3 separate regions of the Homo sapiens genome follow, and regions 2 and 3 are each linked to region 1. Evidence: chromatin loops called from intact Hi-C (ENCODE). Cell type or tissue: heart right ventricle. All regions are shown on one strand. Region 1 overlaps IFT43 (intraflagellar transport 43). Region 2 overlaps ESRRB (estrogen related receptor beta). Region 3 overlaps GPATCH2L (G-patch domain containing 2 like).

Evidence for each region. Hi-C counts contacts between places; a loop is a spot of excess contacts. Peaks named below come from ENCODE experiments on the same cell type or tissue, not always from the same donor. Only the 100,000 strongest peaks of a DNase experiment are listed, where the experiment ranks them.
Region 2: a loop joins it to region 1, with 20 times the contacts of the local background. A loop is called at or near these places in 70 of 110 quality-filtered maps.
Region 3: it touches region 1 in a loop (4-fold over the local background); 4 of 110 quality-filtered maps call a loop at or near these places.

The regions. Positions count from the first base shown.
Region 1 is chr14:76,047,693-76,055,692 of GRCh38, forward strand. All of the region lies in intron 3 of IFT43 (intraflagellar transport 43), which reads left to right. Among named protein-coding and RNA genes, the nearest start is that of IFT43, 66 kb to the left of the region's middle. In heart right ventricle, CTCF peaks have their summits at 3,291 (motif pointing right) and 3,490; a DNase peak (open chromatin) is centred at 3,339.
Region 2 is chr14:76,383,699-76,391,698 of GRCh38, forward strand. All of the region lies in intron 1 of ESRRB (estrogen related receptor beta), which reads left to right. Among named protein-coding and RNA genes, the nearest start is that of ESRRB, 12 kb to the left of the region's middle. RefSeq lists an enhancer at 2,803-3,303 and a silencer at 3,503-3,602. In heart right ventricle, CTCF peaks have their summits at 3,663 (motif pointing left) and 3,888; a DNase peak (open chromatin) is centred at 3,643; H3K27me3 peaks cover 1,735 bases.
Region 3 is chr14:76,177,216-76,185,215 of GRCh38, forward strand. It overlaps GPATCH2L (G-patch domain containing 2 like), which reads left to right. Exons shown (of 10, transcript NM_017926.4): 7 at 773-827; 8 at 3,549-3,634. Among named protein-coding and RNA genes, the nearest start is that of GPATCH2L, 29 kb to the left of the region's middle. In heart right ventricle, a CTCF peak has its summit at 4,523 (motif pointing left); no DNase peak of the experiment used is centred here.

The DNA of each region.
Region 1 (8,000 bases):
CTGCCCGCCTGCCTTCCTCCCTCTGTTCCTTCCCTCCCTCCTTTTTTTTTTTTTTTGTCATTGCAGTTTCCAAACCTGCACACTACACTGTCTTGATTGAGATTTTTAGGGCTGGATAAACCAGTTGCAAGGAAGGGACTGCGTGGGGGTTGTCAGAATGGAGAGCAGTATTAATGGGGAACAGATGTGGGTGGGGGCCAGAATCAAGGGGAGGCAGGGTTGGTGATCATTCACAGAGCTGGGGAGAGACCTGAGGAGCTATGGAGTCTGGCCCCTTCCGTTTGGAGATGGAGAAAATGAGAACTAGGGAGGTTAAGTGACACTGAGTTATAGAATCTTAGAGTTAGAAAGGCCCTTAAATGTCACCTTGCCCCACTGCCCAAGGTCGTACAGCTAATTAGTATAATAGAATGTGCCTCTCGTTCTGCAGCCGTGCCCATTCTCAAACCTTGAGCGCTGCACGCATTTATCTCAAGTTCACAAAAAGGCCATGCACTATACTATTTGTGCAAGAGTGAGTCTGTTAGAATAAAATTGTCTTTACTGCTACCCTCTGGGACCCTCACAGAATTGAGATGTTGATCGTATGAAGCAATCTTATTGAACAAAAAAACTTCCAAGGAAAAAAGTTGTGTCCCCTGAGCCAGCCAGTCTCTGCTAAGGGGGACCTGCTGCTTTGCAGAGTGAGCAGCTGAAAGCCAGGAGGGAATGATTAGAGAGGCCAACCATTGGTTAAAATTCTCCGAACATAAATGATCTCCTTGTTCTCCCTTTGATGGATTCGGTCTCTCAAAAATAAAATGCATCTGTGAACATCACACCTACTTCTTTCCTTTTCTTTTGAGTCCTGTATGGAGAAGTACCCAACAGCAATTTTAATATAGATGAAACAGGTTGGGCACACATAGGTATAAATATGCATAGGAAATGGAGGCCCCTCACATCATCCGAGTTTTTTCTGGTCTAGTGGGTCGGTCAGTGATTTTACCTTTTGACCCATGCTGCCCCCACCAGAGCTGAATACTGATGGCTACACCAGTTTCTCCAGGTTTCACAGCACCCATTGTAAAAGAGCCCACGTGTTGAAGTGGCAGGGTGCCCTTGGTTCTTATTTACCAGGGATTCACCAGGGTGGGCCCTGAGCCTCCCAGGAGGCTGCCACACATGGTCCTGTGCTCCCCCAGTGGCTCGCATGCCAGCAACCAGAACTGAGGCACCTTCTCTTCATGTACCTCATGACTTGGGTGAGTCTCAGTGTATTTATGGGGTTTCGGGGAAATCACAGAATGTAAAAGAACAGAAGCAGAGAAGATGGTGGGTTAGTTACTAGAAGGAAATCTTTACAGGTTTCCCCATTATAGAGCAGAAACTTCTGTACAGGAAAAGTAAAAGACCCACTCCAGCAATTAAACATGAATTGAAATAAAGGTTTCCAGAAGCACTGAGAAGTTTGTCCCTTGACTTGTGGCACATGGTTTCTACTAGTCTCAGTCACCACATCCAGTCTCGTTTATCTCCATCTTCCATCCTTGTAGCTCGATTTTCCCAAGATTCGTGTCTAGTCCCAAAGTTATTCTTTTCCACTAGCTTTCACATCCTCTGATCATGCCAATGGAAAAGTCTCCATTTACAGCCAGTGTTTCTTTAACACTTCTCTAACCCTACTAATCTCCCCTTTTAATACAAAATAGGCCGTACGCTCTTGGATTTTTGACAAACAGCAATGTCTAGCTAATAAAGTTTGTAGTTTTTAAAAAGCTGTGTGTTTTTTTTTTTTTTACAATTATTTCCCTATGGCTGGTGATGATAGCTTTCCATGAAGATGTAGAGTTTTCTTTTAAAAAAAATGTATTAAAACCAAGGAATCAATTTAAAGAAAATGCTAAGTGGTTGCAGAAAGTACATAGCTATAGCAAAATTGGTGAAGGTGGCACTTGGAAATGGCAGACATTTGGGGAACACTCATACAGCGGTTCTTCTTAGCTGCTTCTCCCCACCCCCAACCCCCTTCTTTCTCCCAGTGGGAAGAATAAGAACTTCCATTTAACTGCTCTGTGCTGCTTTTGTACTGCAGGATACAAGGTAAGTTGCAAAATATTAGATCATTGAGGTCTCTATATGTGGGCATAAGTAACTTGAAGGGGGAAAGCAAAGAACCCATGGTTAATTTCAAGCCCCCAAATCCCTCCTGATCCCTGATCAATGTCAGTGTATGTATTTATAGAGTTGACACCAGTAATACCAACTTATTTGGTCTTATTGCTTACCCACTCAGCCCTGACGCCATTCTCATCTCCAGCCACCACCTTTTCCTTATTTCAGCCACACCATGTCCCCTTCTGTTTTCCGAACACCTCAGCCCCTGCATGCCTCTGACCTCTGTTCGAGTGGTTTCCCTCCTGCAGCTTTTCTGCCCATTGCAAGCCTCCTCATCTCTCCATTGGCAAGGCTTCCATGAAGCCTCCCCAGATCCCCAGCTAGAATGGCTGGTTCCCTCTTTAGTGCTCCTGTGACAGTTTGCTTACACCTTCCTCACTTGTCCTGTCAAATCTGGGGCTCAGTAGAATGAGGGATTGTGAACCTCAGTTTCCAGGTCCAGCACTGCGTCCACTGGCTTTGGAGCCTTCATTAGATCTCTTTGAGGACTCCTGGTCTCCACTTCTTCATCTAGCAGCTGACAGTTTGGATGTGGTGGGAGTATTTGGATGTGGTGGGAGGGTTTGGATGTGGTGGGAGTGTTTGGATGTGGTGGGAGTGTTTGGATGTGGTGGGAGTCTTTTGTTTGTTTTCTTGGGTTTTGTTTGTTTGTTTTTGAGATGAGGTCTCGCTGTGTTGCTTAGGCTGGTCTTAAACTCGTGGGCTGAAGTGATTCTCCCACCTTAGTCTCTTGAGTATCTGGGATTACAGGTGCACACCGCTGTACCCATCTGGTGGTGAGAGTCTTTTTGGCCTTACAGTATGTAAGTTTATGGAGGTGTTAGTGTTATTTCTGTAATGTTCTTTTCTCCTACCAGATTGTAAAATCTTGAGCAAAAGATCCCCAATTCCCAACACCTCTCACTCCTGCCTAGTAGATGATTAGTGATCCAGTAATGGTTTCCTGAATAAAAAAATGTTCATTTGAGAGGGCTAAAACCTCTAGAGTTCTAAACTCTGCTGCCTTTTCTTGATAGCAGGCATATTACATTTTATATGTTCCCATAACTGTAGCTACTCAAAGCGTTTCTGTGTATTTCAACCTTTTTTCACACATTTAGTTTGAAGCAAAACAAAGCTGTCATTTTTAATGTGAGCAGCAGGGGGCAACATTCTCCCAGGAATTGCCTTGTGATTCACTAGGCCTTGGCAGTGTAAAGAGAGGACATGGGCATGAGTTTTTTATCAGTCTACCAGACATCTTACTGATGAACTGTGCTGGCAGGAGCTAAATATGATCTAGCGTGACCTAAAACCCCAGAGTGCCAAAATTTGGGTGTTAGGGAATACCTGCCTGTTTTAAAAGAAGGAAGAAAATATGGTACCTAGCGGCATATACTAGATGCTAAACACATGAGTGGCAAGAACTAGGAACTGAGGGGAAAGAGGGTGGTGACTGCAGCTTTCAGGGGAGATTTAAATGAGGAGAAATCTGTTGGACAAGGAAAACTTCAGTTCATGAGAAATATCTAGCTTTTAATGAGTATTGCAGGTGTGGGGGCAGCTTAGAGCAGAGGGACCCCAATTATCCAGTGTACCGCCTGGGATTGAATGAGCAGTGTGGCCAAGATGACAATGGCAGATTTCTCCTTTCCTCACATTTGGGTTTTCACTGCAAAGGCTCATTTGGCGCTTCACACATTTATAAAGTAGAGCCTTGGTTCTGGATTTGCTGGTGGCATTAGATGATCCGGGAATATTGCCTTCTCTCTCTCATGCCTTGGTAAAATTTACCTCAATGAGGTTTGGAGGCAACTGTGAGATTTTTCTTGGACATTTAAAAATTATGAGGGTAGAAAACCTTGCAAGAAAATGGCATTTTGATTTTTTTTCCTCCAGAGGAAGAAATTTTTACTTGACATTTTAAAAATGTAAAGTAGCTTTGGCATCAACGTAGTTGGTATCTCTTTCCTGCTCTTCCCCTGGCCAGTTTTTCTTCATGCCTTTGGCCCCTGGCTGCAGTTTTGTCTCTTTTGTAATGGGAATCATGCAGGTGCCTTCCTATGGCTTTGGCGTTTCTTTCACCTGCAACAAGTTATAGTCAGAACCATTCATCCAAACCCTTCACATTCCTCCCCAGGTCGGAGTGATCCCTGAGGGATGGACTCGCATAGGGCCTTCCACGGGCACAGGCAAGGCTCCAGGTGCTTGGCACTTTCGTCTATTTTAAGCCTGTTCTGCCTTGCAGCAGGGAGGTGGGTCTAGGGTCCAGTATGTGCTGTGGATATTAAGAGACTTCAAGGACGCTTCCCCCCATTTATCTCGGTTATGTCCCCTGCTAAAATAGGTTAACGGTGTCTAATTAACCACTGAACATTGTCATGCTGCATAAAGATAGCATCCTGGCTGTTCTCTGAGCCGTGGTACTTTATCTCCATTTAGATCTCTGCAGTATTCCATTAAACTCGAGAGAAACATTTTAACTGAGGTGATGTCTACATTAGGGCTGCCTTTTACCCTTCAGCACATAACCCATGTAGCAGCAGTTAAGGCCTCTTCTGTCTGGTGAAGGGAATCCAGGTTGTTTTGCGGCCTCTTCCCCAGAAGTTCATGGGGTCCCTGCAGTTGGGGGTCATAACTACCTGCTAGTCCCACTCGATCATGATGGCCAGATCAGGCCCCCTGATGCAGCAGGGAGGAGACAGACCCTGCAGGCAGGAATAAAACTATGAGGATCCAAGATTCTGCCATGGTCCCATGTGGCTGAAGTCACAGATGTGCCACTGGGATCCAGCTTGTGCTCAGCTGCCCAAATCACACCGTCAAATGTCAGTGTGGGCTCCAAATGCCAAAGAAAGGGATTACATTTGAGCAAAAGAATTTCAAAAAGGGAGGAATATGGAGAGAAAGGTGACTTAGCTAGATGGGTCTCTTTTTTGCCATGATGCACACTGTTGCGTTGTAAATAAAACATATAATAAATCACAGAACAATTAAGCCAACATTAACTACCAGATCATCAGGACTGACAAAGCTACAGCCCTACTATAAGTTGAAAAGTTGTCCCCGTCCTGAAAATATTAGTTGGATTTGAAGCAGAGGAGCATTTCCCATGCTGTTGAAATGCCCGCATGTCTCCATGGTGTAAGGGTTGGGAACTGAGCTTTGGAGTCAGACACCCTGCTTGCATTCTGGCCCTACCACTTTCTAGGTAGGTAACCTTAGGCAGGTTACTTACCTCTCTTGAGCTCCTCCTCTGTGAAACAAAGAGAATAAAATAAGGTACTATAATACTGAAATAAGATAATGTATACTGTATAGGACATATGTGATTATATAATTGTATAATAGTATTATAAATACTATAATGACAGTGGCTGGTGCCTAACAAACTCAGTAAATGTTGACTGTTGTCATCAGTCGTCATCCTTCTTAGGGCAGGTTTGTGGGGGAAGGGACAGCACAAAGGAAGGGTGGGCTGAGACCTGGGACTGGGCTTTCTTTCCCCTGAGAGTTGAGAGTGGGTGCGCTGAGCCAGGCAGGAGAGGCTAAGCGTAGGTCAGAGAGAAGCTGGGATGAAGACCAGGACGGGACTGGGTGAGTGTGGAGCTGAGGTACTGGGCTTTAAATGCAAGTCACGACAGCAAGACAACCGCCTTCACCTTCACATCGTCTACCTGAGAAGCCAAGCTTCTGAGTCCTTGGCAGCTTCGTGGCTGAGCATTGTAGGCAATTTGGAAAGGGCCATCAGCCCGCCGTGATGTGGGGAGGGGAAGCCAGTCTTTGCTCCCTCACCCTGCTCCACGAGGCGGAGGTGAGAGAGAACGTTTACTGTCACTGTCCCAGGTTAAAACTTCATTCTGCAAAATGGCCAAAGCAATCAGTGAGTGATGGAGTAGCTCTTAAAAAGAAACCTGGCATTTAATTAACTTTTCAAAGTGCTGATTCAGCAACCTCTGTGTTTTACATTTTGAATATTGAACGAGCATCTCTAATCGGATCTGGATTGCTCTGGGCCTGGTGTGGTGGAGAACACCTGCTTAGTTTTCATGAACACCACGTACTTGGGCGTGAATTTCAGGATCACTCAGGAACAGAGACTTCACCTAGTGGACCATTCAGGCCCCTTGCTATTTCTTCCTCCTCTCATCCTTTAGGTCAAGTCCATGTTCATTAATGCTTCCGTTAGAAGAAAGTCGGCAACTCAGGAGGAGAAGGCAAATAAGTTTCAGTTTTGCTGCTTAGCAACTGGAGTATTCAGCTGAATGTCTCAAGGCTTAGGGCAGGGAGTCTTGTCTACGTGACTAGGTCCCATTTCTGGAAGTTACTACCTCAGGGAGATTAGGAGTAAGCCCAGCCCATGTACATTGAAAAAGCTTCCGGGAATGAGTCTGGTGCACCACTGTTGAAGAATGACTAATTTAAAAGATTCTCTCCAGCTTCCAATTTGCTGTCTATACCATATCGTGCCTTCCATAAGGAGAGGAAGTCAAGAAGGGACCGTCTACACAGTAAATCCAAGCAGATGTCTGGGTGCCTTAGGGATATTAGATAATCAACTGGTATCTTCCTTTGAAAAGGCTTGAGGCAAAGTGTTTGGAATCTAGGGTGAAAGTTGGGAGACATGGATTCTAGTTTCAGCCTCATCACTAACTAGCTCTGTGATTTGGGTGAAGCCCACAGCTGCAGTGCCCAGCGTCCCTCTCTGTGTATAAAATTGTGCTGCTGAAACCTGCTTTTCCTCTTCTCCAGAACTCAGCCGAGGTAGTGTTTGTAGATGTGAATATCTTTGAAGAGTATTGAAAAGTGCTCTGTGTGAGGTGATCTCGCTGGAATTATGATTTGCCAGGTTCCCCAAACTTCTAATAGCCACTTTTGGGGAAAAAGGCACAGGGGCCCTGAGTACAGAAATAAACCGGCAGCCCAAGGCTATACTGATCTCAGCTCTGCAGACAGCCTGTCAGAGGGCTGGGCCCAGGTCACACAAGCCTCATCGACAGCCTCAGTTTCCTCAGAAGTTGGGAATGAAGTGTCTCTGAAGAGGTGCTCCAGGACCCATAATTCTTTACCTCAACCTCTGTCCTCACACAGTCTGGGAGGCAGAACTTCCATATCAGATTCTTCTCTAATTCCCTACCCTGTGGACTGTGGTAGACTACTGTGTTTTAGGTTCTTGTTTGTTTGCTTGCTTGTTTGTTTTTAACCTGTCACCAGTAGTTTAAAAATACAGTCAGGGCTGAGCACAGTGGCCCATGCCTGAATCCCAGTGCTTTGGGAGGCAAAAGCAGGAGAATTGCTTGAGGTCAGGAGTTTAAGAACAGCCTGGACAATACAGTGAGACCCTGTTTCTACGAAAAATAGAAAAAAATTAGCCAGGCACGGTGGCACGCACTTGTAGTCCCAGCTACTCAGGAGGCTGAGGTGGGAGGATAACATGAACTCAGGAGTTTGAGGCTGCAGTGAACCATGATCTCAACACTGCACTCCACTCTGGGCCACAGAGTGAGACCCTGTCTCTAAAAAAAAAAAAAGTAAATTAATAAAAAATAAAAATATACTTCATGACTGGGTATGTGTATATATAAAACAGGAAACAAAACATTTACATAATACCTATTCTTACTATTTTCAGCACATGGTGTTTTCTGTGCTATTAAAAAAGAAAGATGAAAGAAAAATTTTAAAAGGAAAGGAAAGCTGGTGGTGCGCCACTAAATTGGTTTCATGGCTCACTCGTGGGTCATGACCTGAAGTTTAAAAAACATCGTGCTAGATTCTGTGTCTTTTGCTGGGCTCCTTGTCACTGCACTAGCCTGAGGTGCCTTTGAGGACCAGGCAGATAAAGTAAATCTGTGAAATGGGGT
Region 2 (8,000 bases), 340 kb after region 1:
ATGGCTGGCTGAGCTGTTCAGAGGTGCTGAGCATGATTAGTTGGGTAAAGTCCCAAAGCAGAATGCCTATAATTGGCCCCCCTGTTCTGATTCAGCCATCAATACCTTTATTCATGGCCGCTGGCTGGCTCACGTTTTGGTGAAAAAAACAAGAAGGGTGTAGACCTGCTGTTTACAGACAAATTTCAGGTGGTCTGTTTGTTATCTGAGGCGCGTGGTGATAGGGGCTGCAGGTATGGGTGAGGATATGAAGAAGCACTAAACTTTATGCAAAACCAATTTTTAAATCCCTCCCCTCATCTCACCGCCTATGCTTGGAACCCTAGTTTGGGATCTTGGTGATGCACAGTAAATGAGCTGTTGTATGCTTTTGTTTTTGTCTTCCTAATCGATCAGCAGAAAACATTTCCTTTTGATGGTGAAACAGGACTTCAGCATGCAGAGCGCAGTATTTATCCTCTTACTTTTAGCTTCACTCTTTGTCATTTGTCTCTTGGGTTTGTTGACATTGTCTACCTAAGCAGTCAAGCTAACAAGCTTTGGCAGAAAGAACACTGCTTTTACAGAAATAGTAGCAATTTTAATGTGATGGTTATAATAATTGTGATTACAGTAATCACAGCTTGTACCTTTTTCTTCCCAAAAAGCGCAAAGCAATTCTCGTAACCATTTTTCTCATAGTAGCTGGATGAGGGTGACCGTTTCTTGCTCCCAAACATAAATATCTTCGTGCAAACATAAACATGCAAAGGCTGCAGGTTTGCGTGTCTGAATTCACCCAGGAGCAAAAACTGCCTGGTCTCTGAATACGAACAGGCAGGTAGAGGAGAATACGGTGTTAACCACCTGGCCCCCCTGAGAAAAGCTGGGTGCTTTGCCTTTGAACGAAGATGGGAGAAGTGTTTCTTGTAAGTGATGCTGTGCCAAGTTTGACCCCACTACTGCCGGCTTCTATGCCCCGTGCCATGCTCTGCCTCCCAGTTTCCCCTTGCTCCTTGGTTCCTCTGGCTGCATTCTCATGACAGGTTTGCAGACCAAAGGCACAGAGAGGACAAGGGGGGGTTATGACTTGGCGCATGTGAATATCTGGGAGAAGAACTGTGTGAAGAGAGAGGCAAAGTCATCTCTCCACCCTTGATCGCCTTCTTGGCCATTTGGCTTCTATGAGGCCGTTGTCCCTGCTCCTGAGTACCTCAACCTGCACTATGGAGGTGATTAGAGGGAGGTCATCAGGGAACTGACCTCTCTGAATTTCCATGTCCCTTCTTGTGATGCTTCATGGCGACTCCCAGACCTGAAGCCTGCTCACCTACAGACCATGCTCATCTGTGCGTTACTTTAGAATCCATCAATGCTTCTGTTATTTCCTCTCTCATTTCCTTTTTTGTATATGTATCGTGGAACGAAGAAGCAGCTCTGCTTCACCTAATATTCCAGGGTCCCATAGCTGTCTGTATTTTTTTTCCATCTCAATATTCTTATTCATGTTCTTACTCATAGTTTCTTTTCCTCAGGAAAAAAAAAAAAAAACAACCAAACCTCAAAGCTTTGGATTATTAATTGATTATTAACTGATTTTACAAACAAATCATTCCACCCCCAAGGAATGCAAGCAAGACTCTGGCTGTGCTGCTTAGGTTGAGATCTGCTTTCCCCCTCAATCGGTGAGAAATTTTATATCTTCAATTCCCTTGTTGGACCCTGAGTAAAAAATTAATTCATGAATAATAAAAACCAATCAGTCTTGTTGAGTTTAAGAAGGATTAGGAGAAAGGGTGTTTTTTCTTACAGAGAACATTTGGAATCTGTGTGTCACTGTCACCGAGTGTTTGGGGGTGGCTTGAGCGATGCCTTTATTCATGGCAAATGAGCTGTTGATTATCCTGAGTATAACACATCTTCCTCAGTTGTTAAGGCCAGCTTACTGCTGACTGTTACGGGGTTCCTACCCACTGCTCTCCCACCATCCCGTACTCCAAGCCAGTGATAATTCACTGAAATTAAGACAGTTTCCTGTGTAAGTGGCATATAACCAAATAGCAACTGACCTGGCCTTTGCATTATGAATAAGCCCATTTGTTGATGGGATGGAGTCCTTCTTGGTTTCCCTCCCCTTTCTTTCTCAGGAAGTAATTGACCAGAAATTTACATGCTTTTCCCAGAACTACAGAAATTAGATGTGTAGATTCTCTTTTCAGTTTCCACTAATAGTATCTACCTCCCAGGGTTGTTTTGAAGATTTAGTCAGAGGACAAGCACCAGGCATATAGTAGGTGTGCATTAAATGTCCAGTGTTATTAATTTTTTGATGTTATCTTTGGGGCATTACTTTTTATTCCTTTGACATAATCTCACAATTATAGTCTTCCCTACAGTGAGACTGGGGTGCTTGAACTGACTACTTTGTTTAATGTGATCAATATGGCTCGCGTGTCAATATGTAACACAAGGGGATTAAAGAAGGAATTACAGTTTGGGATGGAGAGGATGAATAGGAAATTTTCCTCTGAACGAATCCCTATATTTTCAGTAGGGCTGTCCAGTAAAATACAGGATACCCAGTTAAATGTGAATTTTACATAAATGTGAGTATCTTTTTTTGTATAAGTAAATCCTATGCAATGCTTGTTAAATCTGGCAACCCTATCTACCCATGACTGTTTTTCTTAAAATAGTCTGATAAGAAACACATTGCTCTTATTTTTTTTCTGCTTTTGACCAAGCCCGAAAGATTAATTCTAGGTTCGGTTTTTTAATTTTTTTTTTTTTTTTTTTTGCGACAGAGTCTCACTCTGTCACCCAGTCTGGAGTGCAGTGACACGATCTCGGCTCACTGTAACCTCTGCCTCCCGGGTTCAAGCGATTCTCCTGCCTCAGCCTCCTGAGTAGCTGGGACTACAGGTGTGTGCCACCACACCTGGGTACTAATTATTTTGTATTTTTAGTAGAGACGGGGTTTCACCATGTTGGCCAGGTTGGTCTCAAACTCCTGACTTCAGGTGATCTGCCTGCCTCTGCCTCCAAATGACCATCTTTAACATTTTACCAATATGAATGTGTTAGGCTGGCCGTGCCCTTAGATATGGCAGTGGGTAAGTTCCCTCGACCAGATATATTGATAGAGTTACAATTAAGTAAATAAATCTGCTGAATGAGGTCTCCTAACAGCACCCAGGGCTACTGAATTTTGCCTTAGGGAGGAACAGGGTAAGTCAAGTCTTTTTGGGAACCTGTCTGTGCCTGATGTTTCCCTGACAAACGGGTTGGGGTGCTGGACTGCCAGAACCTGAGACCCCAGAAACTGGAAGTTACCCTTGCCCCACCCTGGAGGCCAAAGCAGCAGCTCTCCCTACCTCCCCACACAAGGACAGGAGGCTGACCCTTGTGAGGGTCTCCCAGGAGGCTGAGGGGAAGCAGCCCAAATCAGTGTTAGGTGGTGGATCAGGGAGGGTTAGGACTCCAAACCTGAAGCAGAGCTAGTTGAGAGCATGGATGAACCGGGTCTCGCCAACAGGGTACCAGCGGACCCCAGCTTCCCCTCATTCACCTCTCAGAACAGCACAGTCGCACAGCCTTGGTAAACACAACCATTGTTTTAAGCCTGATGCCCTCACAGCCCCGGGTACGGGGAATGGAAGAGCTCTAGAGCCCCCTACAGGCACTCACTGGCACTGCACCCCATGGGTGACAGTTCTGCAACAGAGCCTTCCCTTGGTGGGGTGTATGGAGAATCCCAGGGGGTGAGCCTTCAGAAGCTCAGGGGTGAGCTCAGGACCCTGGCTTTAGAAAGCAGCTCTGGTTTTCACCTTTCCGAGCCCTGCTCCATGCAATTTAGCACTGCAGCTGCCTTGTAGTGTGGTATTCCTCCCAAGCCCCACCATGCATGCATGCACACCTACACACCACACACTCACTGCCTCCGTGGCTTGCCTGACCTCCAGACGGGCTGGAAAGTGCTCAGGTCTGATTCAGTTTGAGGAATGACCTCCAGCTGCTGAATATGCAGAAGCCGTGCAGCCAGCACCATTTTCAGAGCCAGATACTGGTGTTCAGATGCTCTTCTCCAAGCCACCTAATTCTCTGGGGAATCATTTTAGGATTTGATGTAAGAAAAGTGTCTGAGGGGGGATAGGAGAGCTAAATATAAAGTGTAAGGCCAGAGATGGGCGATTGTAATAGTAATAGTTGTAGTAATTGACATTTATTGAGCATTTACTGTGTGTCAGGCTTTGTCCTAAGAATATTTCATGTATGAAATCATCACTTCCTCACAACAATCCTAGGAAGTAGGTATTATTATCATCCCCCATTTCACAGGTAAAGAAACTGAGGTACAGAGACGTTAAGTCATTTGCCCAAGGTCACACAGCTGACAAAGCTGGGATTTGCACAGAGGCTGTCTGGGTGTGTGCCTGCACTCCTCACCCCGATGTTATGTGTCGCTCATTGCATCTAGAATTTCAGCTTTCTTTCATTCTTTTTTTTTTTTTTTTTTTTTGAGATGGAGTCTCACTCTGTGGCCCAGGCTGGAGTGCAGTGGCGCAATCTCGGCTCACTGCGCGCTCTGCCTCCCAGGTTCACGCCGTTCTCCTGCCTCGGCCTCCCAAGTAGCTGGGACTATAGGCGCCTGCCACCATGCCTGGCTAATTTTTTGTATTTTTAGTAGAGAAGGGGCTTCACTGTTCATCCTGTTAGCCAGGATGGTTCTGATCTCCTGACCTCGTGATCCATCTGCCTCAGCCTCCCAAAGTGCTGGGATTACAGGCGTGAGCCACTGCACCCGGCCTAGAATTTCAGCTTTCTAACTCCTGCCTTCAGAACACCTTGTGTAGATCTAACACTTGGGCAAAGTTTAAGGTGGTGGTGGAGGGGGAAAAGACCAAGACCCATGTCTTGGTTCTGAAAAAAATAAGGTGGAAGAATTGCTGCACAGAGTCAGACCTCTCATCCCCCAGGTCAGCTTCCATCCTTGTCCTCGGCACAGGAGAAAGCTGTAGGAAGGAACTTTTGGTCTTCCTGACATCATCGTCCAAGGGCCCATGCCCAGCCTCTGGAGGCCACTCAGTGGTTTGACCCCCTCCATGCCTCTCCTAGAGTCTATCATAAACATATTTTGAAGCCGACTTCCCTCTTCTCAGCTTGCATTTTCTCCTGTTCCTTGCCTTCCCATCATTCTCTTATCGCCCATTCTCCAACAGCTCCCAAGTCTGAGTCTCAGTGCCCTACCTTGGTGCCCGTCTTGGATTCCCGCAGGCACCACACAGCAGCACGTGCAAAATCAAAGACAGCATCACACTCTAAACCTGCTTATCCTCATGTCTCTTTAGGCAGGCACCCCCCACCAAGCCAAGATATGGAGCGTATCTTCAGTTCTTCCCTCCTGCTCTTCATTGTTGAGTCCCCTCCTACATCTGGAAAACTTTTACCTATGTATACACCTCAGATCTAGTCATTCTTGTATTGCTTCCCCCAACCCTGGTCTGCTTAGCAAACTTCTATTTATCCTTTAAAACCCTGCTCAGGTATCCCCCTCTGTGTGGAGGCATCCCTGACTTCTCCCTGGGGGAATTAGTCTTTCTCCTTGCAGCTGTTCTCTGTCTCATGCCCCTGACTGGTTTACAATCTGTTGGATTTGAATATTTGCTTATTTTTTCTCCTAGATCATGAGGTCCTAGAGTCCAAGGTCATCTCTGTGTCCCCAGTGACACAGAGTGGGTGTTTAATAAATGTTGGTTGAGCTAACCTGAGGGGATTGGAAGTAGTTAAAGGGGAGCCCTTGGGGGAAAAGAGGCAGAAAGAAGGGCCTGGGAAGAGGTAACCAGGAGAGCACTGGTTCTGCCACATTTTTGCCCTGGTTGAGCCATGGAGGCAGCTCTGGCTTGGGGAGCATTATATCCTTCTGGGAGGCAATGCAGTGTTGGGGTTAAGAGGGAAAACCCTAGCTCCAGACTAACTGAATTGAAATCCTGGTCCCAATGGTGTGCTGGAACCAGCTCAAACCAGCTCAGGAGAGCTCACTGTTAAATATTCAGCAGTTTTGTGGGCTGATGGTCAAACACAATCATTATTAAAAATTAAATGGTATAAACTTATAATTAAATACATTGTATTAAAAACAAAGGTAATAGATACCACTCCTCACTTCCTCATATCTTAGTACATTTCACTTTACGTTCTTGCCATCAATTTACACCTAATGTATGGTGGAAAAACCATGCGATGCTGAGCTGCTGCCTGTCTCTTCCCAAGCCTGCATTCCATGATGACACACTGGTAGTTTGAGAACAGCCATGATGGGAGTATTTACACCACGGAAATTGGCAAATGCTACAGATCCGCCGTCCCCCAGCTGGCCATTAAACATTTATTACCACACCACTGCACTGGCTCCGTCACATCCCAGCTCTGTGACCCCAGATAAATGACTCAATCTCTCTGTATCTCAGATTCCTCTTCTGCTGTGATCTTCCACGTTAGATTGCTGTAAAGATTAAAAGTTGATAAACATGGCTGAGTGCGGTGGCTCACGCCTGTAATCCCAGCACTTTGGGAGGCTGAGGTGGGCAGATCATTTGAGGTCAGCAGTTTGAGACCAGCCTGGCCAACATGGTGAAACCCCATCTCTATTAAAAATACAAAAATCAGCCAGGCGTGGTGGTGGGCACCTGTAATCCCACCTCCTTGGGAGGCTGAGGCAGGAGGATCACTTGAACCCAGGAGGTGGAGATTGCAATGAGCCAAGATTGCGCCACTGCACTCCAGCCTGGAAAATAAAGCAAGACTCAGTCTCAAAAAAACAAAAACAAACAAACAAAAAAAGATAAATATAAGGTACTTATAGCAGAAACTAGTACACAGTAGGTGCTCAATAAATATTAGTTCTTTTTAGTATTTCTTCTCATTGCTCCAGTGATGCCCCTATCCAAATTCTACGGAAACAGATGACGTGCCAGGTAGAGGAATGTAAGTTTTATTTCTAGAGCATAAGGTTCATGTCCTTTCCCTACAGGACCCCTGTGCGTAGGGTTTAACTTGAGGAGCTAAGTGCGGGAAGTAAAAACCATGAATTTTCCAAGGGGAAAGGCGCTGATGGAGAGGTATGCTGAAGCCTCCAGGCCATGAGAGGATTGTGCCCCAGGCCCTTTGAGGAAATGAGGCCACAGCAGCACATGGTTGAACAGGTGAGGCAGGCACAGGTGAGGTCAGGAGAGGAATGAAGCAGATGCCAAGAACAGCCAAGCTGCAGCATGAAGGGAGGCTCTGTGTGTGGCTGCAGCGGGGCCCCAGGACCTTGCGAGGAGGCAGCTGCCCTCTCTGGAAATGCTGGGCTGTGCGGTCATGCCCATGAAAGCAAGGGCTCCTCTGGCTTTGGAAGTGGAGAAAATATTCCTGGCCAATCCCGAGTTGGATCACACAGTTGAGGTTACATTGGCTGCATTGTGGTTTCTTGGGATGCTACAGGAAAGCGGGAAGGTAAGATTTGGTCTGCAGCCTCCAGGACAGCAGAGGCCAGGAAAGAGCAAGAGTGCGTTTGGGCTTTTCTAGACTCCTCCGTGGCAGGTTTCCTGGGTCCCAGCCAACCCAGGCCCCTGGAATGAGGATTCACACTTAATCTCTCTGTTACCTGGAAATTGCTTCAGGTTCAGACCTTTGCCATCAGGAGGGGCAGTTCAGTGACTCAGATACACACAGTTCCCAGCCCAGCCCTTTTCCGATGGCAAGTGCACTACAAGCCCACAGACCGCTGGCAATGCGTACATCTGCATGCTGTACAGGCCAGAAGCTGCAGCTCATTGCTGGGGTCTGCTTCTGTTCTTTGAATCCCTGGTCTGTAGACAAATGCCCTTTGGAGCGGCCTTGCCGAGGAGAAGGCAGCGTTGAGAGTGAAGCCCTTCCTTCCCACCTCACTATGGGAGTCTTTCACTTTACCCTGAGCTCCTCAAGGGCCCATCTGGTTCTGATTCGTCTGCAGCACAGAGTCAGTCATGGAGGAGCCTTCA
Region 3 (8,000 bases), 130 kb after region 1:
TTGTATTTTTTGTAGAGACAGAGTTTAGCCATGTTGTTCAGGCTGGTCTTGAACTCCTGGGCTCAAGCGATTTGCACACCTTGGCCTCCTAAAGTGTTGGGATTACAGGTGTGAGCCGCTGCGCCCAACCTGTGAAATATCTTTTTGTTCTAATTACTGTGGTGAGTGCTGTAGGAAGCCTGTATGTAGCTACAGGAAAATAATTCTGCCAATTCTTGTGACAGCCTTGTCCCCTAAAATGGTTGGTTCTTTCATATATCTTGTATGCATCATGGTCAGTACCCAGTTATGATCCTATACACATCCAACTCGGGCTAATTTTACATAGAAAATAAAGATGTGGGTGTGGTTTATGCCCTTCATGAGTTGAGACTCTTGTCACTGCACAGCTGAGAGATCATTGGTGTCACAGTGTAATCTTGGGTTTATTTCTGTTGTTCAGTCTTTTACATTCCATTACAAGCCTTTTTCCTTTGAAGAGGTTTTTTTTTGTTTTTGTTTTTGCAAAACATTCACATACATTTAATCTCTTTCTCCTCCTCTGATTACATCTTTTCTCTATTCCCTTCTTTGTCTTTACTTAATTATTCCAACATCTTATCTTCTTCTCCCTTCTGTAATTTTCCTATCACTTCTTTTATTGTTTTCTTTCCTGTTATTCTCTCCCTCTCTTTAGTTTCTGGTTACCATCAGCTGGGAAAAGAGAACGAAATCAGGTAAGATCATTTTTCTTTGTCATCTTTATTTTATCATTTGGTTTCCTTTTCTTTAGAAAGAATAAAGCGTTGGCTTCTGATTTTCCTCACATTTCTGCTTGTGCACATGAGGTAAGGTTTCCTCTTTCTTGTTATTTTGATTTTCTTGGAGAACCGTTTTCTAAGAGTATCCAACACTTACTGGTAAAAACTGCAGCTAATTCCTCTTTGTAGGTTCAACTGTGATCATTAGTTTCTTGTAGCATATATTTCATAGGAATCCTGTTTTTATTTTAGTTTTGAACTTTGCAGTAAGAAAGCAGAATGAATCTGATTTGCATATGGTTTAGTTCAACATCAGAATCCTGCGTTGAGAAGTACTATGTTGAAGCCTAAACGTATGGAGCAGAAGGTAGAGCTGCTTTGGGTGAAGTGGGGTCAAAGCCTTAGAGCAGTGGTCCCCAACCTTATGTCACCAGGAACCATTTTTGTAGAAGACAGTTTTTCCATGGACCCGGGTTGGGGGCGTGGTGAGGGGGGTGGTTTTGGGATGATTCAAATGCATTACATTTATTGTGTACTTTATTTCTGTTGTTATTACATTGTAATATATAATGAAATAATTATACAACTGGTCATAATGTAGCTTGTGCTCCTGCAACTACACAGTCCCACCTGGGGGTGATGGGAAACAATGACAGATCATCAGGCATTAGGCTTTCATAAGGTGTGCACAACCTAGGTCCCTCTCATGCTCGGTTCACAGTAGGGTTTGCACTCCTATAAGAATCTAATGTGGCTGTTGATCTGACAGGAGGTAGAGCTCAGGCGGTAATGCCCACGATGGGGAGCAGCTGCTTGCTGACAGCTCACCTCCTGCTGTGCGGCCCCGGGGTTGGGGACCCCTGCCTTAGAGCCTCTCCTTCTTAGTCTTTTCCCTGGCTACCCCCTGAGGGGCCCCTTGGCATATTTAGGCCCATGTGGAGGGCTCACAATTTAAAAATTAACTCACAGTGGTTATCGATATGTTTCTTTATGTGTGAAGCTTTGTGATTTTTTTGGAGGATTGCATTATCTTGGTGATTAGTTGTAAAATAGATGAACACTGACAGGTGAAAAGTTGTAGGCTTCCTGTTTGTTGTGGGTTTTTTTGTTTTTTTTTTTTAACAACTTAGTAGCTTACTGAGTTGATATACACGATCCACATTTTAGACTTGGAATCTTCATTATGAATTTGCTGTTTCAAAATGAACTAGAGTGGTAGAAGACATAACTGGTGTATATGTATGAGATGATTTTAGATGGCATATAGATGCCCAATTTTTAAGTTATGTATTATAGTGTACATTGGAAAAGATGTAATTATGGTATCAAGCCTGTTATTTCACGGAAATATAGTAAGGACAAAGCTGAGCAAAAATAATTGATATGAGGAAAAATAATAAGTAAACAGTAGTACAGGTTGTAGGCAGATAAGGAAAGTCATGAAGGTGGTATGTGAGAGACTGCAGTTTGGGGAACACTAAGCTAGAGCACTAATCATGTTTGCATCAGAGGATCCAAAGGCAGAAGGGGACCTGTGGCAGTCACCTGATCCAGATCCGTTATTTGCAAATGACGAACTGGAGATCTGTAAGATTCAAACTATTTGCCCAAAGTGATACAGCTAATAGAACCAAGATTGGAACCTCTGTGGCAGATAGAACAGTTGCTTAGTTTGTATTCTCATAAAACAAGTTTGAAGTTATCATTCCGGGTTCTTCCAGTCTTTGTATGTCAGAGGGTATTAAGTTCTAAACTTTTTAGAGAGGACTGTTATGTTGTGGGAAAAGTCCAAAGAAAGCTAGCAAACATAAAGTGAGGGATCTCCTTTGATCCTCACAGCCACCTTTTGAAGTCAAATAGATGTTTTGCAGATGAGAAACTGAAATTATACTCTGAAAGCAATATTTCATTTAGCCCTCATAATAACCCTGTAAAATAGGTAGGGCAGGCCTGGCACAGTGGCTCATGCTTGTAATCCCAGCACTTTGGGAGGCTGAGGCAGGTGGATCACCTGAGGTCAGGGGTTCGAGACCAGCCTGGCCAACATGGCGAAACCCTGTCTCTACTAAAAATACAAAAAAAAAAAAAAAATTAGCTGGGTGTGGTGGTAGGCGCCTGTAATCCCAGCTACTTGGGAGGCTGAGGCAGGAGAATTTTTTGAACTCGGGAGGTGGAGGTTGCAGTGAGCTGAGATCACACCACTGCACTCCAGCCTAGGTGATGGAGTGATTAGGTAAGACAGATAGTGATATATTCATTTAACAGATAAGGATAGTAAAGCTCAGAGGTTATGTAATTTTTAACACCCAGTATCTCAGTGGTAGATTGGAACTAAAAGGTGTTCTGATTCTTAGTCTAGTTCTCTTTCCACAATACTATGCTGCTGTTATGTGTCAACCGGTTATTCTTGGAAACATTTGCCAGGATAAGGAAATGAAAAGGTAATTTCATGCTAATCTTCTTGGGAACAAGGGCTGATACATAGTTGATAATCAGCAGGCACAAGTTCCTGTTATATCATGTGGAAAAAACTGTCTTCTGCCATTTAAGTGACTATTGTATGTCAGAAGTTTTTGAAAAATTGTTGTTTAATAAGGAATAGCTTTTTTTTTCCGAGGTGTGCTAGATCAGGTTTGGTACATTCATAGGCAAACTATGAAATATGTGTGACTTTACTGAACAGTGCCTGTGTTTGGTATAACAAGAGTTGGATAGTCAAAGGGGAAAAGTAATCAAATGTAGGTTACCCTTTAGGATCAGGTCCGTTTCATGTAAGCCTTACTAAAATAGTCTTATTCATTCCTGCAGTTCAATCCCCTGTCTCCCCTTTACTCCCTGGATGTTCTTGCCGATGCTTCTCACCGAAGGTGTTCACCAGCACACTGCTCTGCCAGGTAATTGTCTTTTAGTAGCGGTTATTTGCTTCTGGACAATACTATATTCCTTTCTATTACCCCTCAAATTATAGAGTATGCTTGTGTACAGTATCCAATTTGATCCTGACAATCTTTTGAGGTAAATAGATGTTTTACAGATGTAGAAACTGAGGCAGAGCAGTGAAGTATCTTTCCTGTGGTCCAAGGCTAGTATGTGATTAAGTCTCAACTTTGACCTAAGTCTTCTGGCTCATATTTCATTTTATTTCTGCTGCTAAAAGCCCCATCTTCAAACAACATTATTAATGTTCCTTGCCATGAGCCTGCAATACCCTGCATAATCTGACTTCTCCCTACATGTACAGCCTCCTTTCGTATAATTTTCTCCCTCTGTGGGAGAGAGATCCAGCAGTACTAGGGAGTTCTGTTTTGTTCTTCAAAAATTGCAGCAGTCCTTTCCTGCCGCTGAAACTTTGCACTTCTTCCCTTTGACTGGAAAACTGTCTTTGAGCTGCTGCTTGTCTCAGCTCAGGTGCCACCTCGTCAAGGAGGACCACTCAGACCATCCCGTCTAAGGGGCCACCTCCAGCACTTCCTGCTCGTTATCTGTTTGTTTCCTTTATGGCTCTATCACAGTCTGAATTGGATTTGCTTATTAGTTTATTTTAGTTGGTTTGGTTTTTCTTTTTTAATTTTTTTCTTTTTCACTTTATCCCTCAGTCTCTCCCACTAGAATATAAGCTTCAAAGTACTGGGATGTTGTCTTGTTCCCTGATAACTTCATAACACCTAACACAGTATCTGGGACTTGTTAGGCATTAACATATATTAGTCAAACGAGTGACTCCTTACAAATATAAATTCTTTTAGGTGACATGGGAAGTAAATATGGTTTTAATTGTAGCACCCCCTACAGGGCTGTTATGCAGAAAAGAGTAGCTAATAGGCTGGACCCTAGAAGTTGTACTGTTTCTGGTGGCACAAAGAATTTCTTTCCAAGGTTCTGATGACTCTTTTTTATTCCTAATAAGTTCTTAAATGGTTATGTTCATAGCTTTTGAGGTTCAGGCTGCACAAAGAAGTTACTTTCATGGATACAGTTAGAACTTCTACTATGGGCTATAATAATAAATTTTGCACCATAACCTACTGCCAGGTCTTTCTACTGAAGAAGTGGTATTTCTGTATGGAATGTCTTTTGAAAAGAGAGACCATCACAAATGGTGTTATTAAGAATGTTGAACTGCCGGGCGCGGTGGCTCACGCCTGTAATCCCAGCACTTTGGGAGGCCGAGGTGGGCGGATCATGAGGTCAGGAGATCGAGACCATCCTGGCTAACACGGTGAAAACCTGTCTCTACTAAAAATACAAAAAATTAGCCAGGTGTGCTGGCGGGTGCCTGTAGTCCCAGCTGCTCAGGAGCCTGAGGCAGGAGAATGGCGTGAACCCGGGAGGCGGAGCTTGCAGTGAGCTGAGATCGCGCCACTGCACTCCAGCCTGGGGGACAGAGCGAGACCCCGTCTCAGAAAAGAAAAAAAAAAAAAAAAAAAAAGAATGTTGAACCAGAGTGAGACCTTGTTTCTACAAAATTTTTTTTTTTTAAATCATTTGTGTCTGGTGATGTACACCTGTAGTCTCAGCTACTTGGGAGGCTGAGGTGGGAGGATCACTTGAGCTCAGGAGGTCAAGGTTGTAGTGAGCTGTGATGATGCCACTGCACTCTAGCCTGGATGACAGAGTGAGACCCTGTCTCAAAAAAAAAAAAAAAAAAAAAGAAAAGAATGTGGAAAATTGTGGAATGATATAAACTATTAGTAGTAAGGCCTTTCCTTCAGTAGCATGATGTTTATTCATCATTAATTCATTCAGCGTTTGCTGGAACCCTACTATGAGCCAGCTCTTTGTTTAGATACTGCCCTCAAGGAGCTTACATTCTCATGGGAAAGTCAGGTATGGAAGTTGACAACTACAATAAAGGTTTGAAAAAGCACAGAGGAGGGGCCCCTAATGTCAAGGCTCAGGGAGATCTTTTTAGAGGTGGTTGTGCTCAAGCTGTCATAGAAGACAACAGGATTTTAATCCATAGGAAAACAGTCCTTTAGCTTTTTGTCTTAATACCAAATAAAATAATGTCTGTGTATACTGTTTGGGAAAATGATTTGAGTAGCATGATATCATGTCAGAATGCTGAAAGTGGATTACTTTCCCTCCTCTCTTTACCTCTGCTACCTAGAGCTGTGCTGTGCTGAGATCAGTATTCGTACTTTTGTCAGGTTTCCTGTTTCCTTTAAAAGCCTTATCCTGTGGCTGGACTAGGCATCAGCTTCTTGTTTCTTTGTGTATCTCATTATCCATACCACTGTCTTCACTCTTTTGCCTGGCAGTGTTTGTGGCTGAACTTGGAAACCTGAGGAAGTCTCTACTATGCTTCTGGTATGCTCAGCTCTAGGGTAATATTGCTTATTGTTTTAGACCATTGCTGAAAGCAAAGGAAAGAGAATGTGGACAATCATGCATCGTCTTTGTCCTTACTTCTAGACGTCATACCCAGGGCAGTAGATACCAAGTGGGTTGCATACATGAAGGTTCTTTGGGAAAGGGAAAGAAAATTTTTAAACTTACATTTATTTATAGCAAAAAAATTATAGCAAAATTTTTTTTGTTTTAAATTATACATATGTGTCTAGTAGCACGTATTTATATTTTATGTATATGTACTACATACATAATTTTTTTTCAGATTTTTTACTCATGAGGGTGCACCTCAATAAAGCTTGGCAACCACTGCTTCATGGGAAATGATCAGCGCAAGTGACTTCTATGCAATTTTTAGAAAATGTGAATGATGACATACTGAGCTCTCAGGGCAACTGGTCACTCCTTTGTAATCGTTCCTCCCCAGCAAGGGGTTAGTGAAGATGGAACCGTCTAGCTCCAGTGTGGCAGACTGATGAGATTGGATTCAGAACTGGGCAGTAGGCTTTGCAAAGAGTGGATCATTTAGCAAAAGCCTGGCACCAAGGAGGAGTGTGAAGGAGTAGTGGCAGGGAAGAGGCAGGTGAATGACTATACTAAAAACTGTTTCCAGTGGAAATTGTGTCTTTTTCTTGTCCCATTTTATTTGTAGTAGGGAAACATTTCTTTCAAAGCACCTGGGCAGCATTGGAAATTTCACATGCATCATTAGCATGGTGTGTGTGTGTGTGTGTGTGTGTGTGTGTGTGTGTGTGTGTGGCGACAATGTTATCATTAGTGGTATAATTTTATTTTGCAAAGAGAGAAGTGTTTCCTGTTTTATCACAGCTTTCCCCGAGGAGGGCTGGTGTATTAATTTGCTGTATTGCCTCCTGGCTGTTCCCAGGCTGTTTTTCCTCTTCATCATGGAATTTTTAATGGCCCTACTGCCTCTTGGGAAGCATGTGAGGAAGAGTTCCTCAGGGAGTGCTTCCCTTTTTTCACATGCCTATAATTACTCTCCTTTAAGAGCACAAAGAGTTTGATAATCATGCCTGAACTATGAAGGTTCCCTCCTGTCAGGTTACTGAGCTGAGGCTGCTTCTTGCCTGGACACTGCCAATTCCATTCTCCTAAGCAAGAGCAAGGGCTTTTCAACAGTTTCCTCCCTGCTAGAACCATATGCCCTTCTGGTTCTCAGAATAGGTGGGGGCGGGGGGCATTGGGAGGATGGTGCATGACCTAAAATCCTCTCTTGTTTAATATTTCATTGCTATAAACAAATAAATAATTGGACCATAATATTAAAATAACATTTTATTGATGTAGCGTTATAATACAGCCCAGATGACAGGTGCAGTGGATGGGAGGGAGAGTTTTGTGGTCTTTGTACCATCTAATAGATTTGTGGATTTCAGGAATAGCACTCTGGAAATAGTTAACTTGGTGGTTTTCAACCCTGGCTGCAAGTTGGAATCACCTAAGAAGCTTTAAGAAAATATATCCGTGCTGGGCCCCACTTCCAGAGATTCTGATTTAATTGGTCTGGGATAAGGCCTAGACATTGGCATTATTTTAAAGCTCCCTAGGTGATTAATATGCCAGCCAGGGTTAAGAACTGTTGTCCTAAATGCATATGGTTTTGTGACTGGTGCTTTGTAATTTGCTTAATAGGGTCTCCCCTTTCATAATTGGTGCAAACTCTGTACTTTGGTATGGTATGCACCATTCCTTACGGGAGGTAGACCTCTGGACTTCTCTTAGCTTTGGAGAACCTACTGCAGGTAGAGAAGAGTGTTAGTATCTGCACGGTGCCCAGCACATAGTTCTTAATAAATGGATCAGGGGCAGAGTTTTGTCAGGTGGATATATGGATAGTTGGATTGTTGGCTGGGTGTGTAGATGAAATCCATAAACCAAGTGTTTTGG